3 separate regions of the Mus musculus genome follow, and all the other regions are linked to region 1. Evidence: chromatin loops called from intact Hi-C (ENCODE). Cell type or tissue: left cerebral cortex. All regions are shown on one strand. Region 1 overlaps Dock10 (dedicator of cytokinesis 10). Region 2 holds the start of Mrpl44 (mitochondrial ribosomal protein L44). Region 3 has its middle 21 kb from the start of Gm34098.

The links. Hi-C counts contacts between places; a loop is a spot of excess contacts. Peaks named below come from ENCODE experiments on the same cell type or tissue, not always from the same donor. Only the 100,000 strongest peaks of a DNase experiment are listed, where the experiment ranks them.
Region 2: a loop joins it to region 1, with 5 times the contacts of the local background. A loop is called at or near these places in 13 of 42 quality-filtered maps.
Region 3: a loop joins it to region 1, with 2.2 times the contacts of the local background. A loop is called at or near these places in 3 of 42 quality-filtered maps.

What each region holds. Positions count from the first base shown.
Region 1 is chr1:80,514,529-80,517,028 of GRCm38, reverse strand. It overlaps Dock10 (dedicator of cytokinesis 10), which reads left to right. Exons shown (of 56, transcript NM_175291.4): 51 at 1,394-1,540. Among named protein-coding and RNA genes, the nearest start is that of 1700016L21Rik, 70 kb to the right of the region's middle. In left cerebral cortex, a CTCF peak has its summit at 951 (motif pointing right); a DNase peak (open chromatin) is centred at 946.
Region 2 is chr1:79,774,886-79,777,385 of GRCm38, reverse strand. It overlaps Mrpl44 (mitochondrial ribosomal protein L44), which reads right to left and starts at 1,368. Exons shown (of 4, transcript NM_001081210.1): 1 at 1,075-1,368. The coding sequence starts at 1,253. It also overlaps a transcript of Wdfy1 not described here. In left cerebral cortex, a CTCF peak has its summit at 1,142; a DNase peak (open chromatin) is centred at 1,318; H3K4me3 peaks cover 1,485 bases; H3K27ac peaks cover 449 bases.
Region 3 is chr1:80,256,528-80,259,027 of GRCm38, reverse strand. No RefSeq gene overlaps it. Among named protein-coding and RNA genes, the nearest start is that of Gm34098, 21 kb to the right of the region's middle. In left cerebral cortex, no CTCF peak of the experiment used is centred here; a DNase peak (open chromatin) is centred at 1,177.

The DNA.
Region 1 (2,500 bases):
CATGTATTGGGGATCTAAATGCACTTGTGTCCTCAGGCATATGGAGGCTGAAGAGAGAATCATTTTGATCAAATTTCTACCTTTTTCAGTGAGGCAGAGTCTCTCAGACAATCCCAGAGATCTCAGATGTGGGTATTCTTATTAGCCAGTTTAATCAAAGGGACCTTAACCCCATCTTCTGGGACGAGAATTACAGAAGGGCTTCTAAGCCCTGGCTTCTATGGATTGAAATCTCCTCTCCTCTCACTTGTTTCCAAATGCTTAACCACTGAGCCATCTCCCCAAACCCTCAAAAACAATGTAAAAAAAAAAAAGTGTTGTTTCTTCTTGGACTCAGTAGTCTTATTTGTAGGTAAACTGTGCCGTCAGAAGAAACCGATAGGGTAGGCTCTTCTCGCTCAGCTCATCTTGTATTCTGAGACCACATTTATTCCACAGGGTCAGAAGGAGACATGTTCCTGTCTCTTCAAAGAGAATGAATTATAGGGAATTTCTCACTTAGTTATCTACAGATAATAGAATCTTCTTTTTCCTTGGCTTCAAACCAGACAGATTTATAACGGCTAAAGCCCACTGGGCTCTCGTGGAATAAAAATGATGGCTCAGGTGTTATTTTTAGTCCTGCAAACTCCATATTTTCAAAGGTTTTAAAACTGAGTAATTAAGTTACATATAACTAGCATATACCCTACAGTCTTTAAAGACATATTAATGTGGGTGCTTTTAAAGAGCTGTAATTGGGGAGTACTATGTTCAATTTCTGTCACACTAACACTGCAGAGTGTCAGATGTCTGCAAACAAGATGGTATAGGAACATGTAGTGACATATTTAGGTACCCGTGTGTGCCATATGGTGTCACCTGGGCTACGTTTAAAGACTTACAGAAGGCATAAAATGATAATGAATGGTCTAAAAACTGTCGAATATCACTCAAAATGTTGTGTTCTACTTAAGACTACCACAAGAGGGCATTCTTCCTCCAACTTATATGCAAACAAATTCTTCCTTTGATTTGTCCAAGCAAAAAGCTGGGAGTGGGGGAAGGGGATAGGGGTTTTTCGGAGGGGAAACCAGGAAAGGGGATAACATTTGAAATGTAAATAAAGAAAATATCTAATAAAAGAAAAAATATGTGTAGGATATGTGTTGACGTTCCTTCGCCTGGCTGGGGGAATGTTTATGCTGTTGTCTGATTATGACACAGTATTCTCTGCTCATTACTCTCTCCCTTTCTGGTTTGACCTTCATAGGCTGCTAATTAATGGCTTCTGACAAATGAAAGACGGGAACTTTTTTTTCCCCTTAGTATGTGGATTTTTTTTTTGTCTGGTTGTGATTTGTCACTGGAATTCTCTAATAAAGCCAGTGGTTTTTCTGTGTGTCTCCCCTAGGGATTCTTTGAGGAGGAGGAAGGTAAAGAGTATATCTACAAAGAGCCTAAGCTGACAGGGCTCTCGGAGATCTCCCAAAGGCTTCTCAAGCTCTATGCAGACAAATTTGGAGCAGACAATGTGAAAATAATTCAAGATTCCAACAAGGTAGGTGAACAAACAGTGTTCACACAGTGACTTGACAGTGTTCACACAGTGACTTGACAGTGTTCACACAGTGTGACTTGACAGTGTTCACACAGTGTGACTTGAGAGTGTTCACACAGTGTGACTTGATAGTGTTCACACAGTGTGACTTGACAATGTTCACACAATATGACTTGACTAGATTTTTCCTATTTCTACGCACTGTTTTTAATTTTCCATGCGAAATGAACTAGCCAAAATACTTGAGATATTTTGCATGTTGATTGGCTGGTGAGGTTTTGGATTTTTTTTTTATGTTTGTATCTACATGAGTTTATGAACACCATGATTATGCATGTGTTCACAGAGGTCAGGAGAGGGCATTGGATCCTCAGGACTCTGGACTTACAGGTGATTGCAAACCACCAAGTGGGTGCTGCTAACCCAACCCAAGAGCGTGATTGTAAAGCACCATGTGGGCGCTGCTAACCCAACCCAAGAGCAGTAAGCACTGTTAACCACTAGGCCATCTCTTCAGCACAATTATAAGCTTTTACCTGAGTAATATTTATATCATTTTTTGAAACAACTTAGCAAGTCTTCTGCTTTTTCCATAGTTCATATGCTTTTGAATAGCAGTTAAAATGTTGAAGTAGCTGAGCTCAGAAGCAGAGCTGGAGGAAAAGCAAGACACTTACCTGTTTACCCAGTTCAGGAGGCCTTTGTGAACCCCACCATTCTGAGAGCTGTCTTCTAATAGAACCCAAATTGCTATCACATGGTATTAATTTGAGAGAATCCACTGAAGGTCTTCTTGGATCTTCTCATTAAACTATTGCCAGCCTTCACATACATTATCATTCTCCAGCCAACCTCTAGCAAGCATCTACTAACATGCCACACCCAGAGCCAGGCCTTGAGACACAGAACCTCTTCTTCTAGACCTCTCAGTTCATATGCATGGAAAAACTTGTGTGAGTG
Region 2 (2,500 bases), 740 kb after region 1:
GGTTGAGGCTGTTCTAATTCAGTGGTAGTGGTAATTGACACAATGGCCTGGTGTGTGCAGGTACACTGTACAGACACACAATTCCAAGAATTAAATGCCTTTTCCTAGAGAAAATTAAATGTCTTTTCCTAGAGAAAAATAATGCCACAATAAAATCCTTTAAAGTTAAAAGAGAGAAGAAAAATAGATCTAAGTTTAAAATCATAAATCTAAATTTGTTTTCTATAGTTTTTTCCAATTTTAACTCATTAATCTTAAAATACCCACCTGTCTATTGGGCAAGGGAATGTAAATTAAGACATGATTCTGAGTCTTGCTTATTAAACCACAATAATTGTGCAATAGAAGGTGTATTCTCACTGGTGTTAGTGTAAAGGGGATTAATATTCTCCTGGAGGGCAATATTAAAATAGTAATCAAAGTCTCAGCTCAGGAATAACTAGCTAACTAGAGACAGTTCCTGCTTCTTTGGTGTTCTAACAATCTAACGGAAGTCAAATGCCAAAGAAACTGTAAGAATGAAGTTGATCTTCGTGTACTTTTGCCCACTAAGACAGAGTATACAGAAAGTGCATGATGCAGGATCGTATATAAGCATGATGCACTTTAGAAAAATCTGTGGGGTTTTTGTTGAGGTTGTTGTTGTTGTTGGCTGTTTTGATTTGTCCGACAACCCCCCCCCCCGCCCCCAGGCAAGAAGATTAATTAGATAAAAAACCTAAACTTTTATCCTCACTCCAGGCAGTGGACATGAAATTCTGTTACACACAGAATTAAATGTTTCTACCCTGGTACGCAATATGGTAGAATTGATGACCCTATTCCTCTTTAAAATACCCAATTGGCCTGAGATTAGGAAGTGACAAAATTGGGTCAATCCCAATCCCAAGCAGTTACCCTCTGGTCGACCCCATTTGCTTATATTCAGCTAGTGAGATTCTGCAGGGGACAGCCCAGCCCCTGTCGCCCAGTTCCTCTGCCCCATGCTGCCTGCAGGAACGTGCCCACCGCAGTTGCCTGCAGCCTGGTGTCCTCGCCGCCACCTTAGCCTCTCCACCCTCCCGAGACGCCTACCGTCGCACTGGCGGCGGCGGGCAGCGTAGCAGGCGCCATCGCTCCAGCTCTTTCTGGAAGCGGAAGGCGGCACGGAATCCCTTCTTCACTCCCCGAACCGGAGGAGCCAGCGTGGGGACGGCCGGAGCCAATAGGCGGCGAGGGCCCTGCTGCAGCAACCGGAATACAGCAGAAGCCATGGCAAGAACAAGGCAATAGGAGGCGGAAGGAAGACAGCCGGAGCGGTGTAGCCCGAACGCGGTTCCCCGGAAACTGGTGCAGCAGCAGAGAGAGGCCTGAACGCTGGAGGACACCGAAGAGGGAGCATGGCTAGTGTACTGCGCGTGCGCAAGTGCTTCTTTCTGCCCATTCTGTAAGTATGGGTGCAGAAATTGTTGAGAAACAGTTGCTTGACCCTATCAGTCTCGCTTGTGTTTATTTCTCATTAAAGCAGAACAAAAACTAGTTTTTAAAGTTCTAAATAAAACACTTAAATTTTCACAAGAAAAACATTTCTTGTTTACATTCAGTCTTAAAAGTTGCAGACCATCATTCCAGCCACTACTGAGGAAATGTTTTCAAAGTTTAAGGCTTCACCCAACCGTTTCCAAAAAGTCTCGCTTACAAAAGCACGTTCAGAAGTGTGTTTAACTTAACCAAAATTAAAGTTTGTATTTTAAAACAACTACTTTCCTCCCACCCTACCCCCCTCCCACAGGGGAAGACTCGGGACCAGGAGGGGTACATAAAAATATTAACAGTGAAATTACAAGTTTTTTTTTTAAAAATCTGTATCAACGTTTGAAGCTTTCCTAACAAAATATGAGTAAAAGACCTGAAGTCAGAAATGGAAGTGTCTCTGCTTCTTTTCCCATAGTTTTTATGGTGAACATCTTTTCCTTGAGAGGCACCTGTATGGTTCTTATACAAGGGAAACAATTCCCCTGCACTCACCCAGTTAGACTCCAGGGTCTTTGTGCCTGCTTTCACAAACAGCTTGTTCATTTTTTTTCTCTTTTTTTATTATTATTATGTATTTTCTTCAATTACATTTACAATGCTATCCCAAAAGTCCCCCCACTCCCTCCCCCCCCCCACTCCCCTACCCACCCATTCCCATTTTTTGGCCCTGGCGTTCCCCTGTACTGGGGCATATAACGTTTGCCTGACCAATGGGCCTCGCTTTCCAGTGATGGCCGACTAGGTCATCTTTTGATGCATATGCAGCTAGAGTCAAGAGCTCTGGGGTACTGGTTAGTTCATAATGTTGTTCCTCTGATAGGGTTGCAGATCTCTTTAGCTCCTTGGATACTTTCTCTAGCTCCTCCATTGGAGGCCCTGTGATCCATCCAATAGCTGACTGTGAGCATCCACTTCTGTGTTTGCTAGGCCCCGGCCTAGTCTCACAAGGGACAGCTATATCAGGGTCCTTTCAGTAAACGCTTGC
Region 3 (2,500 bases), 260 kb after region 1:
AAAGAAGACAGGCCTACACTGTCTGGAGATGGCTAGGAGAGGGCATCCCAGGTGCACAATACAAGACAGGTGGGATGGGACAGACAAGATGGTAGCAGGAGCCCACGGAATCCAGGGCTGTGAAGCTCACAGGGAGAGCCACAGCCTCCACTCCATTGCAAGGGTTATGAATGAAGTGCTGTGGAGCATTGCGCTTGCTGGGGTGTGACTGTGTCCTCAGCCTCCAGCAGAGGTTAAATGGCCATGATGGGAGTGTGGACTCCTCGGAACAACATTCCCTGGAATGTGGGGGAAAGGATGTCACGTAAAGGCTTTTGTTGTGAGAAGTTGTAAAAAAATTTTCCCATCTTAGGAGGAGGTGTTAAGTAGTTTTGTTTTGTTGGAATTTTTTTGGAGGGAGGGGGTTGGTTTTGTTTGTCTTTTGTACTTATGTTTAATAGACTTTCTTTTTGGAGTAGTTTAAATGCACAGGGAAATTGATCAATTTGAGAGTGGGGGTATCAAGGGGTCAGTGTGGAACCTTGCCATTTCTGTAGCCAGAGATCACGGAGTACCGTGCTGTGCACCTGGGACCTGGGGAAGAGGATGGGCTACACATGCAGCTGTAAGAATCATCAGTCTCTGTGGGTGTCATTTAAAGCCCAAGTGCGGGAAGAACCTTTGAAGGCCTCGCATACCCATGATGACCATTTGGGTTATTGAAGATGATCACCTGCCTACCCTGATACTGAGCTTTGCCAGTGGAAAGCACTGATGAGCCACCTCAGAGAAGCAAGGAACATTTCTGGTCAGGTTCCAGCTCTGCTGGCTCACAAACTGGCTTTCGGTCAGGTAGCTCTCCCAGTGCTAGGTGCCAGCAAGGTATAGCTTTCTGTAGCCCTGTAAAGGCTTATGATCTTTATTTCTGTGTCTGCACCATGTGTGTGAAATGCCACCAGAGGCCAGAAGGAGTCATCCCATGTAATTAGAGTTACAGGTAGTTGTTAGTCACCAAGTAGTTGCTGGAAGTGAACCCAGGCAGGACCTTTGATATGCTCTCTCTCTCCAGCCCTAGCTCTGGTTTTCTTAAGCCCTTAATGTAGGTTCAGTAGCTTATCTGATACTGCCAGCCAAATTGCTACAGCCGCATCCCGTTTTAGACATAACACATACACGCACGCACGTACAGGCATAGCAAACAGCTCTACTAAAATGGCTGTGTGACTTTTGTTCTTGGAGCTTTTGGAGCTGCCTGTGTAAGACCATTTGAGGAATCCCTCTAAGTTAGCAGGATGTAGTGTCTCTAGCACCTGATTCCAGCAATGTCTGCAGAGATGCCCCCACTCCTTCTGCAGGCCAGATTCCTTCTGTCAACTCACTGGCTGTTTCCACTGGCCCAAATCTTTAGACTTTGTTCACCAAGCTCTCCCCAGCATAGATAATGTGGTGGTAAGAATAGGTTTGAACCCCCATAGACCCATGTACTTAAATTCTTGGGTCTTAGGGAGTGGCACTATTAGGACATCCTATATGAAGCATGCCGTGAGTACCACCCCTGCCTGCACCTTAACATTGTTCCACTTTCTAGAAGCTCAACAATTTTCTGTTGAAGTTTTGCAGGTTTTGGCATTTTGTCATAGTAACTGGAACAAACTAAAATGTATTCTCATCGTGGAGAAAAGAATTTGGGAGTCTAATGGGCACCACTTCCAAATGGAGCCTCCTGAGAAGTCTGTCTTCATGGCATACCAGTTATAAAAGATAAGCGTCTATATGATATTATAATTAGTGTGTTCAGTTGATTTGTTTATCCAGTAGAATGTGTTGTTTCCTATGTAGAACACAGATCTCCTGAGTTGCTGGGTGGACTAGCCCCTCACACTTTCCTTACTGTTCTTCCTACTCTTACTGTGTCACATGGTGAATATTACTACCCCGCAGGTTGTCTCCCTTGTACATGTGGAGGCGTGAGGGGAGAATTCATGCTTTTTCCTTCACTGGCTTTTCTACAATCTCCAACCTCTACTGCCTCAGACTCTTCCTGCAGCCATGTACCATCTTCACCTCTGTCCTGTTCTCCTTTCTATCTGACCCTTACCGTGTCTTCTTTGGAGAGTGCTGAGATATTATGTCAGTCCCAACTAGGTAAATCAGGATAATCTTCCTGCTCAAGATAGTTTAAATCACACCTGCTGCTCTAGGGATTAGCATGTAAGCATTGTGAGGAAGCCATTATGTAGTGTATCACACCAAGTAAACTAATTTTTTTTACTTTTTGCGAAAAATAAACATTAAAATAAGGTTACGCTTTATTTTTTCTGGAACCTGAGGGATTTGCAGCTTCTGTTTTAATAATGTGGTATGTGTTGATTAGCATAACATCAAGAGATATGTAGATTTCTCTCACATTGATTAGTTTCTTTGTTCCAGTTGCTCTCTAACATAGAACATGGGTGTTGGCTCAGTGGCAGTGATGCTTGCTACCATGTCTGATGATCTGAGTTCAGTTATCAGGACCTAT